Regions from separate parts of the Homo sapiens genome. Here region 2 is linked to region 1. A link is an interaction called in ENCODE POLR2A ChIA-PET data of the cell type or tissue named here. Cell type or tissue: IMR-90. All regions are shown on one strand. Links, peaks and the distances in the headings refer to the core of each region. The heading gives the core; the rest is flanking DNA.

Evidence for each region. Peaks named below come from ENCODE experiments on the same cell type or tissue, not always from the same donor. Only the 100,000 strongest peaks of a DNase experiment are listed, where the experiment ranks them.
Region 2: POLR2A ChIA-PET joins it to region 1 with 5 read pairs; 5 of 35 experiments call an interaction of 5 or more read pairs at or near these places.

Annotation. Positions count from the first base shown.
Region 1 is chr15:56,718,730-56,724,120 of GRCh38, reverse strand. All of the region lies in intron 1 of ZNF280D (zinc finger protein 280D), which reads left to right. Among named protein-coding and RNA genes, the nearest start is that of ZNF280D, 12 kb to the left of the region's middle. RefSeq lists an enhancer at 4,514-4,673. In IMR-90, for the core only: no CTCF peak of the experiment used is centred there; no DNase peak of the experiment used is centred there.
Region 2 is chr15:56,638,292-56,643,682 of GRCh38, reverse strand. ZNF280D (zinc finger protein 280D) reads left to right here. Exons shown (of 22, transcript NM_017661.4): 20 at 686-731. Among named protein-coding and RNA genes, the nearest start is that of ZNF280D, 93 kb to the left of the region's middle. In IMR-90, for the core only: no CTCF peak of the experiment used is centred there; no DNase peak of the experiment used is centred there; H3K27ac peaks cover 407 bases.

The DNA.
Region 1 (5,391 bases), core at 110-5,109:
TCAAGTTTTGAATTTTGATCTTTTTCCGGGCTAGTGATATGTGGTATGATACCATATTGTGATACTAGGCAGCAACAGCAAGTTGCAGCTACCAGTCAGCCACATGATCATGAGGGTAAACAACTGATAACATACAGTATACTGTGTTGTCAGATGATTTTGCCCAACCACAGGCTAATGTAAAGGGTTCTGAGCACGTTTAAGGTAAGTTAGACTAAGCTGTGATGTTCGGTAGGTTAGGTGTATTGAATGCATTTTCAACTTACGATATTTTCAGCTAATGATGGGTTTAATCATTACCCCATCACAAGCTGAAGAGCAACTATATAAAGTGAATCTTATAAAGTAAATCTATTTCACTTTAGGTGTGAGGTTCTATGGGCGTGGTCAAGTATTGAGTGGATGGAGAGGCAAGGATGGTGTGGGAAATATTTTGAAGGAAGTCTATAGGGTTGGGGAATTGACTAGATATAATTAAAAGAGGGAGACATTGAAAAAAACCTCCAGGGATTCAAGATCAGAAGGATGGCAGTTTAGTAGAAAAAGGGAAATGCAAAAGTAAAACTAACTTTTATAATTTAAGGTAAGATTCATATAATTTCACCATTTAAAAATATACGGTTCACTGGCATTTAGTACATTCATAGTGTTGTACAACTGTCAACACTAATTCCATAATATTTTCAGCTCCTCAAAAGGAAACCTGTTACCCATTATTCTGAATATTAGATATAAATAGAATCAAACTGTGTGACTGACTTCTTTCACTTTCAAAGTTTCATGTTGTAGCATGTATCAGTACTTCATTTTAAAAAATTGCTAAATAATGCTACATTGTATTGATACACCACATTTTTTTCACTTTGATTATTTATTTATTTATTTTTTTATTATTATACTTTAAGTTTTAGGGTACATGTGCACATTGTGCAGGTTAGTTACATACGTATACATGTGCCATGCTGGTGTGCTGCACCCACTAACTCGTCATCTAGCAGTAGGTGTATCTCCCAGTGCTATCCCTCCCCCCTCCCCCCACCCCACAATAGTCCCCAGAGTGTGATGTTCCCCTTCCTGTGTCCATGTGATCTCATTGTTCATTTCCCACCTATGAGTGAGAATATGCGGTGTTTGGTTTTCTGTTCTTGCGATAGTTTACTGAGAATGATGGTTTCCAATTTCATCCATGTCCCTACAAAGGACATGAACTCATCATTTTTTATGGCTGCATAGTATTCCATGGTGTATATGTGCCACATTTTCTTAATCCAGTCTATCATTGTTGGACATTTGGGTTGGTTCCAAGTCTTTGCTATTGTGAATAATGCCGCAATAAACAGACGTGTGCATGTGTCTTTATAGCAGCATGATTTATAGTCCTTTGGGTATATACCCAGTAATGGGATGGCTGGGTCAAATGGTATGTCTAGTTCTAGATCCTTGAGGAATCGCCACACTGACTTCCACAATGGTTGAACTAGTTTACAGCCCCACCAACAGTGTAAAAGTGTTCCTATTTCTCCACATCCTCTCCAGCACCTGTTGTTTCCTGACTTTTTAATGATTGCCATTCTTGATACACCACATTTTATTTATTAGTTGAACATTTGGGTTGTTCCTGCTTTTTTGGCTATTATGAATAATGCTGTAGACATAATTTTTCAGGGGAAGATATGGTCAGTTTTGGAAATATAGTCATACCTTGCTTTATTCTACTTCACTTGTTGTGGTTTGCAGATATTGCATTTTTACAAGTTGAAGGTTTGTGGCAACTTTGTTGAGCAAGTCTATCTCAGCCATTTTTCCAACAGCGTGAGCACTTCTTGTCTCTGTCACATTTTTGTAATTTTTGCAATATTTCAGACTTTAAATTATTATATTTGTTATGGTGATTTCTGATCAGTGATCTTTAATGTTACTATTGTAATTGTTTTGGGGCACTGCAAACTGCACTCATGTAAAATGGTAAACTTATATAATAATGTGTGTGTTTTGACTGCTCCACCAGCCAGCTCTTCCCTAGTTTCCTCTCCATGGGCTTCCTTATTCCCTGAGACATAGCAATATTGAAATTAGGCCAATTAATAACTTTATAATGGCCTGTAAGTGTTCAAGTATAAGGAAGATTTGCACATCTCTCACTTTAAATAAAAAGAACTAGAAATTATTAAGCTTAGTGAGGAAGGCGTGTTGAAAGCAGAGGTAGGCCAAATACTAGGCCTCTTGTCCCAAACAGTCAAGTTGTGATTGCGAAGGAAACATTCTTGAAGAAAGTTGAAAGTGCTACTCCACTGAACACATGAATGATAAGAAAGTGGAACAGCATTATCGCTAAGATGGAGGAAGTTGTAATGGTCTGGCTAGAAGATCAAACCCGCCACAACATTCCCTTAAGCCAAAGGCTCGAGGTCAAGACCCTACTCTCTTCAGATCTATGAAGGCTGTGAGAGTGAAGATGGTGCAGAAGAAAAGCTTGAAGCTAACAGAGATGAGTTCATGAGGTTTAAGGAGAGACACTGTCTCCATAACATAAAAGTATAAGATGAAGCAGCAGGTACTGATGCAGAAGTTTCAGCAAGTTATCCATGAGATCTACCTAAGATAATTTATGAGGGCGGCTACACTAAACAATAGATTTTCTATATAGATTAAATAGACTTCTATTTATTGGAAGAAGATACCATCTAGGACTTTCATAGCTAGAAAGGAGAAGTCATGCCTGGCTTTCAAATTTTGAAGGACAGGCTGACTCTCTGGTTAAGGGCTAATGAAGCTGGTGACTTTTAAGTTGAAGCCAGTACTCATTTACCATTGTGAAAATCCTAGGGCCCTTAAGAATTGTGCTAAATCTGCCAGATGTGGTGGCTCATGCCTGTAATCGCAACACTTTGGGAGGTGGAGATGGGTGGATCACTTGATGTCAGGAGCCAGGAGTTCGAGACCAGCCTGGCTAACATGGTGAAACCCCCGTCTCTACTAAAAATATAAAAATTAGCCAGGCGTGGTGGTGCATGCCTGTAGTCCCAGTTATTCGGGAGGCTGAGGCACAAGAATCACTTGAACCTGGGTGGCAGAAGTTGCAGTGAGTTTAGATGGTGCCACTGCACTCAAGGCTGGTCAATGGAGCGAGACTCTGTCCCCCCCCCCCCCAAAAAAAATGCTAAATCTACTCTGCCTATGCTTTAAAAATGGAACCACAAATCCTGGATGACAGCACATCTGGTTTACTGAACCAGATGTAAACGTGGTTTACAACATGAATTACAGAAAATTTAAGCCTGTTATTGAAACCTACTGCTCAGAAAAAAATTTTCCTTTCAAAATATTACTGCTCATTGATAGTGCATCTAGTCACCCAAGAGCTCTGATGGAAGTGTACAAGAAGATTAATGTTGTTTTCATGTTTGCTAACACAACATCCATTCTGCTGCCCATGGGTCAAGGAGTCATTTCAACTTTCAGTTCAAGTCTTAATATTTAAGAAATAACATTTTGTAAGGGTGTAACTGCTGTAGATTATGATTTCTCTGATGGATCTGGGTAAAGTGAATTGAAAACCTTCTGGAAAGGAGTCACCATTCTAGATCCAATTAAGATCATTTGTGATTGATGGAGGAGGTCAAAATATCAACATTAACAGAAGTTTGGAAGAAGTTGGTTCCAGCCCTCATGGATGACTTTGAGAGTTTCAAGGTTTCAGTGGAGGAAGTAACTGCAGATGTGATGGGAGTAGCAAGAGAGCCGGATTTAGAAGTGGAGCCTGAAGATGTGACTAAGTGCTGTAATCTCATTATAAAACTTGAATGAATGAGGAGTTGTTTCTTATGGATGAGTAGTTTTTTTGAGATGGAACCTATTCCTGGTGAAGATGCTGTAAACATTGTTGAAATGACAGCAAAGGATTTAGAGTATTACACCAGCTTAGTTGATAAAGCACCAGCAAGGATTGAGAGGATTGACTCCAACTTGGAAAGGAGTTCTACTGTGGATCAAATGCTATCAAACAGCATCGTATGCTACCAAGAAACCTTTTGTAAAAGGAAAAGTCGATGGATGTGCCAAGCTTCATTGTCTTATTTTAAGAAATTGCCACAGCCACCCCAACCTTCAGCCAGCCACTACCCTGATTAGTCAGCAGCCATCAACATGGAGGCAGGACCTTCCTCCAGCAAAAAGATTATGACTCACTGAAGGCCCAAATGAGCTTTATCTTTTTTTTTTTTTTTTTTTTTTTAGCAATAAAGTAGTTTTTATTAAGGTATATATGTTGTTTTTTAGAGACAATGCTATTGTACATTTAGACTACACTATAGTTGTAAACCTAACTTTTATATTCACTGAGAAACCAAACAATGCGTGTGACTTGCTTTATTGCAATATTCACTTTATTGTGGTGGTCTGGAACAGAGCCCTCAATATCTCCGAGGTGTGCATGTACTGAATTTGAGGTGCGTTTAAATATCTAGATAGTAGTTTTCAGTAGTAAAAGAGGAAGGACTGGGACTTAGATGAGATGTCAGGGTGTCTTTCTCTGTCTGTGTTCTTATAAATAAATACCTGAGTTTGGGCATTTTATAAAGAAAAAAGGTTTATTTGGCTCATGCTTCTGCAAGTATCGTGGTACCAGCATCTGCTTGGCTTCTGGTGAGGGCCTCAGGCTGCATCCACTCATGGCAGAAAACAAAAGGGAGTCTGTGTGGGTAGCGATTTATAAGGTGAAAGAGAGGAAGCGAAAGAGGAGGGAGGTGCCAGGCTTTTTTTTTGGTTTTTTGTTTTTTGTTTTTTTTTTTAAACAACCATTTCTTGTGGGAACTAATAGACTGAAAACTCACTCATTACCGTGAGGACAGCACCAAGCCATTGGTGAGGGATTTGTCTCTTCCACCCAAACACCTCTCATTACCCTACCTGCAACATTGGGGATCAAATTTCAACCTGAGGTTTGAGAGACAAACATTCAGACTGTAGCAGAGGTGAATATTTTCTGATCTTATAGGCTGCTGTTGAGAATTGATAGCTGAGACTATGGGATCTATTAGATCTGCTGTTAGGGAACAGTTTCTGTGGGACTGAGGTCTAAACTTTGTGGAAAACCTGTTTTTACATTATTTAAGGAGGAAGTGATCTGGAGAATCTCTAAAGAGTTAAAAAGGAGTAGGTGAGTACACAGGACTATTGGTGTATAGAAAATTACTGAGCATGATATTTCAAGAAATGGTGTTAAAATAGCTGCAAGATAAACAAGGAAAATGCAAATGAAGAAAAGGTAATTTGATTTGGCTATTGGGAGGGTTTTTGGGGTCTTGAGGTGGATACTTGCTTTTAGCAAAGCACTGTGGAGTAGATAATGCTGTAGCTGCCCTGCTGTGCTCAGCTCAGTTTTGACTGACA
Region 2 (5,391 bases), core at 271-5,270, 81 kb after region 1:
GATCCTTTGGATAAGCTAGTTCTTAGATTAAATTGATTATTTTACAAGATTTTCTGGATGGCATATACCTTTGTTAATGTTTTAATAAGTTATAATTAATATTTTTAGAAATCAAGAAGTTTTAATATTTGAGCAGTGCTTATGGAGGTTTTAAAGAGAATATATTCCTCAAAATTCTAATTACTTCTGTGATTTTACTGCCTCCAGAGTAAGTTAACTATAATATTGTTATATTTAGTTGAATTTCACAATAGATAAAATATTTATCTTTTTTCACTTAAGTCCTGTAATCGTAAATACTGATGCATATTACTTATGTAAGCATATAACCTGCTTTTAATTTTTAAAGAGTAATTCTTGTTTTGAAACTGTTTTACTAATGTGTATGTCTTTTATTTTAAATTGTACTTAGCAAAGAGAACATTTCTTAAGTGTCCTTGTTTTTAGAGAACAAGGAAATAAATGTCTTTATTGATTTAGCACATTTATCGAATCTACTATTTAGTCTCATACGTTTAACTTTTACCTTAAAACATTTACAGAGGTCAATTTACTATTAAAGTATAAAATGTACATTAGTTTCGATCTACATTTTAATTATTTTAGGCTGGCAGAGAAAGAACTGTTTCATATTTTACCATCGTACATATAAAATAAAATATTCAATACTTATCTTGTTTTCAAGATTAAAAAAAGAAGCTCCCGCAAAGGAACAAGAACCTGTGTCTAAGGTAAAGTTTGTTTTACTTTATACCTTAAAGGTTTATACATTTGAAAGTATTATTGGTATGATATAAAATTTTTTTTCAATTTCAGCATGCATACATCAACAATATTTGGGATGTTGTGAGGAAGAAAAAAAATCGAGATTTAAAATTTTTCATTACATATAAAAATATCTAGCCCTAAGTAAAATTTTAAGGTATTCTTGTTTTGACAAAGACATCTTATATTTCACTTGCCTGTTATTTAGTTCAACTAGTGAGTAATGGAGATAAATTTATGAATTAAAAATCCCCAAATCAGTAAAACCTCAATCATTTGGCACACTGGAAAAATTAATCTTTCCAGGTTTAATTTTCTGGGATATTTTAACTGTCAAAAGGTTAAACTAATTTTTAAAATAGAAATATTTTGGATGTATCTTAAATATGTTTTAAACAAGTACTCTGAATGCAGAACTCAGAATTATCATATAAATGTTATTTACCGGACAGTCTAATAGATGACTGTAGAAATAGTTTTGCTCAACTACTTGCTTTCTTGATGTCAATTTATGTTGATATTACTTAATGATTGTTTGCCTCTTTTTGAGTGTAATGAAGTGAGGTAGATTTGACATTTATCTTTTGAATACTTTGTCTTGAATGGCGCATAATATAAGTGAAATCCAGGCAGAAGTATCAGCCTTCTTCCAAGCAGCTTTCTTTTGTACCATAGAAAGTTTTCTTTTGTTTAAAAGTTTTTCAACTACAAATTTCTTTAACAGATGCAGGTTTTTAAATTTTTTAATCTATTTCTTCTTGAGGGAGTTTTGGTAGTTTGTAGTTTTTTTGAGGAATGGGTTCATTTTACCTAATATGTTGAACTCGAATCTTATGTATATTGAGAAAGTTGCTTATAGTATCCCTTATTGTCTTTGTAATCTTTGGAATCTGCAGTGATATCCCCTCTCATTCATGATATTGACAGTTTGTGTGCTTTTTCTATTCTTATTATATATTTTAATTTTAAACATGTTGTAAATACACAGAATGCAGTATTACAGTTTTTACTTTAGACAGTTTTTTTAGGGCAATTAAAAACTTTAAAATTAGCTTTATATTTACCTTTATTTTTACCATTTCCTATACTCTTCATTTCTTTATGTAGTCTTCATTTCTGTTTATCGCATTTACATTAAAAATTCTGGCCAGGGATATAATGGAGCAAATGTTTCCGGTTTATACAGGGGTATACAAGCCACTGTTTGCCCCTAAAATAATTATGCCTAATTTGTTCCTTGTTTAACTCATCATAATTTAACAGAAGAAAATGCTGCATTCTGTGAATTTAAATATGATCAACTTTTTTAGTATTGTACAAAGGATATATAGTTTAGGGGTAGGGGAATTCAGTGAGCAAACAGGATATTCTTGTCTGGTCTAAAAACGACATTAAAATCACATATAGTTACATTATGGGCATCAAGATAAATGCAGTTGAGACACTTTGCACACAAATTAAAGATGATTATCAAATATTAAAAGATATAATATCAAATGACAAAATACATTATGCTGAAATTGAAAGCATATTGGTATGAATAGATTACAAAGTGTTATGCAGATTATCTGTATGGATATTTTGAGCCAAGTGGAAGAAGCTAAAGCTTTACAGTCAGTAAACATGACTAATATAAAGCTACACACTTAATAAAAGGCCTATCCCTTTGCTTACAACAATTGAAGGTAATTTTGAAAGTGTATTTGATGAACATAAAACTTGAGCAAGAGATATGCATATTCTTCTCAAATTTTAAAATAAATGAAAAAAGTAAACAAATGAGAAATGCATGAGTCACTGGGTGAAGAGTATTGATAATTATGAGGGCAGTGCTTATTAAATAGAAATTAAGATTATAAATGCCCTAATTTCATATTTTGTATAGAGATATAAAAAATTCAGTGAAATGTTTTCAGATTTTGAATTTCTAAACTGGAGAAAAATTGTTTTGTATAAATACATCTGATTTACAAAGACGAGCCACTAAGTTTGCACTTAAATATTCTGACGATTTAAATTCTATAGAAATTCTATATGAAATAGTTTAAAGCAGCATTTGATATCAATAACATACAATCAAGTTTGTGTTTGGGTCTTCTAAACCTTCTTAACATATTTTGCTTAGTGCAGTCTTAAACAGATTTGGAAATGGTATTCAAAAATTTTAAACAATTCCAGCCACAGTGGAATCCTGCAAATGAAGCTTACTGTAAACTGAAGTTAATATAACATTTTTTTATGATTGTCACTTGTTCAAGAGAAATTGTACATGACAGTTTGCTCATTTGAAAACAAAATAAGAAAAGAATTAGATTTGAAAATGTACTGTTGATGCATTTGCTTCCATTAGCCAGGAGAATAAAATAATACTGTTTTTGGCATAAATAAAATCTTTAAGTTTAAGCTAATGTGAGTTTAATTCTCCTACTTTTAAATTTTTCAATATTTTTCTGACTAACATTCTAGAAAAAAAATTTTTTAAATACACAGAAACAGGCTGGGCACAATGGCACACACCTGTAATCCCATCACTTTGGAGACAGAGCTGGGAGGATTGCTTAAGTCTAGGAGTTAGAGACCAGCCTGGGAAACAAAGTGAGACCCTGTTGCTAAAAACAAAAAACAAAACAAAAACACACCACACACAAAGCAAAACTTATAGGGGCATTCATTTTTTCTTTTGCCTCAGGCTTCAATATGGCTTGGTATAGCACTGATTGCAGAATAGTTACATCAAAATTTTTGAGACTGTTATGCTGAGCCAGAAAGTACCCCATGATTTCTTTTCCTTTTCTGTACCTTATGTTATTTTTCTGGAGTTAAAAATATGTATCTTTTTTACTCGTTTGTTTAGTTTTCTGTGCACCTAATGCTGTATTTTTTTCTAACGTTGCAATTTCTCTCTCAAATATTTGGAAATAGTTTTTCCAGTGTTCACACACATAAAAAAAAAATCGCTGGGGAGTGAAGGGGTCTGAAGATCTCCTCCCAGACTCCCCGCCTCAACTTAAACTAGTTGCTCCCTAAGCCTGTGCTTAGTTTTGTTATGTCAAGATTATCCTTTGCCACTCCCTTGTATTGGATGTCCTGTTTGCTGAACCATGAATTATTCCTCATTTCTTGGCTTACTCATCATTTTGATGAATTGTGTCCTCTACTAGCTTCCTGAGAAGGTGTGCATCTTTTTTCAGTTTTTGCATATCTAAAAATATATTTATGCGAATGATAGTTTGGCTGAAGTACATAAAAATAATTCCCATGCAGTTTTTAAAATGTTGTTTTTACTATCTTCTTATATCCAGTATTTGTATTAAGTCTGATGCATGTCTTGCTCCAGTTTCTTGGTATTTAGGTTACTTTTTTTCTTTTTGGAAACTTTAGTGATTATCTCTGTCACTGGTGTTTTGAAATCGCATGATATGTTCACCCATCCTTTTTTCATTCATTGTATTAGGCATCTGACAAACCTTTGGAGTTTGGAGATTTCTGTTTGGGAGAAGTTTTCTTGTTTCATTTCTGTGGTAAATGCTCACTTTTATTTTCTGTGTTCTCCTTTTTTTAAGAAACTCCTATTGTTCTGACATTGTTCTGACACTGAGCCTCCTGCATCAACTCCTTTTTTTTTTTTAGCTCATTTAATTGTATGTTATTTTCTTTCTGGCCTTTCATCTTTTTGTTTTTTTGTTTCAATCTTTTTAAATAATTTTCTAAACTTAATTACTTATTTTAGTTGCCATATTTGTAATTTTGAAGAGCTCTGTAACTTTTTATTTGTTCTTTAATTCTCTTTTTTACAGTTTTTGTTACTGTTTAATGGATATAATAACATATACCTCTTTGGAGATATTAAATATTGTATATATACTTTTTTCTTTTGTTCCCAGCAATGTATCTGATGTCTCCAAGCCCCTTTCTTTATTCCTTTTTGTTTTTTTTGGTATTTTTCATGTTAAGGTATGTCTTTTGTTATGTGGTGATCCTTACCCGCCCATACATAATTAAAGAATGAGGCTAAAATAATCATTGAAAACCGTATGTGTTTGAATGGAGACAGGGCTGTCTTGCATAGCCATTCAGGTTGAACACTGCAGAACTCCTGCGGATACTATTTAAATATATCCTTTGTAGTCTCAAAAATTACTAATGTTTACCATATTAGAAATTGAAATAATGATATTTTAAAACTATTGTCAAAAATAAAAATAATAAATATATGTTAACATAAATCACATTTTTTTTCTGAAAAATAACTATTTTCCAAAGCAACAGAAATTTAGTGAGAAAGAATGGCTTGATTTTACACTTTTGCATATTTCTTTAATGTCAAGCTTAGTAGAAAAAAATTGGATTCTCATGTTTCTGAATCCAATCTGTTGTGATACATTCTTTTGGTTGAAATGTATGAAGAATACCCAGCCTCACCCAGTACTTCAATAATCTTTTCCAATAATTGTGATTATTCTCCTTTGATACTGCACCAAAAGTGGAAGTTTTCTTGCTTGTTGCACTGTGGAATCTAGCTCCGTATCACTGACTTTTTTTGCTTTGTTACATCAAAATCTGTTTGTCTGTTTTATATTTTGAATGGATCTTTTATCCATGCCTAATTTTGTAATATCATGCATT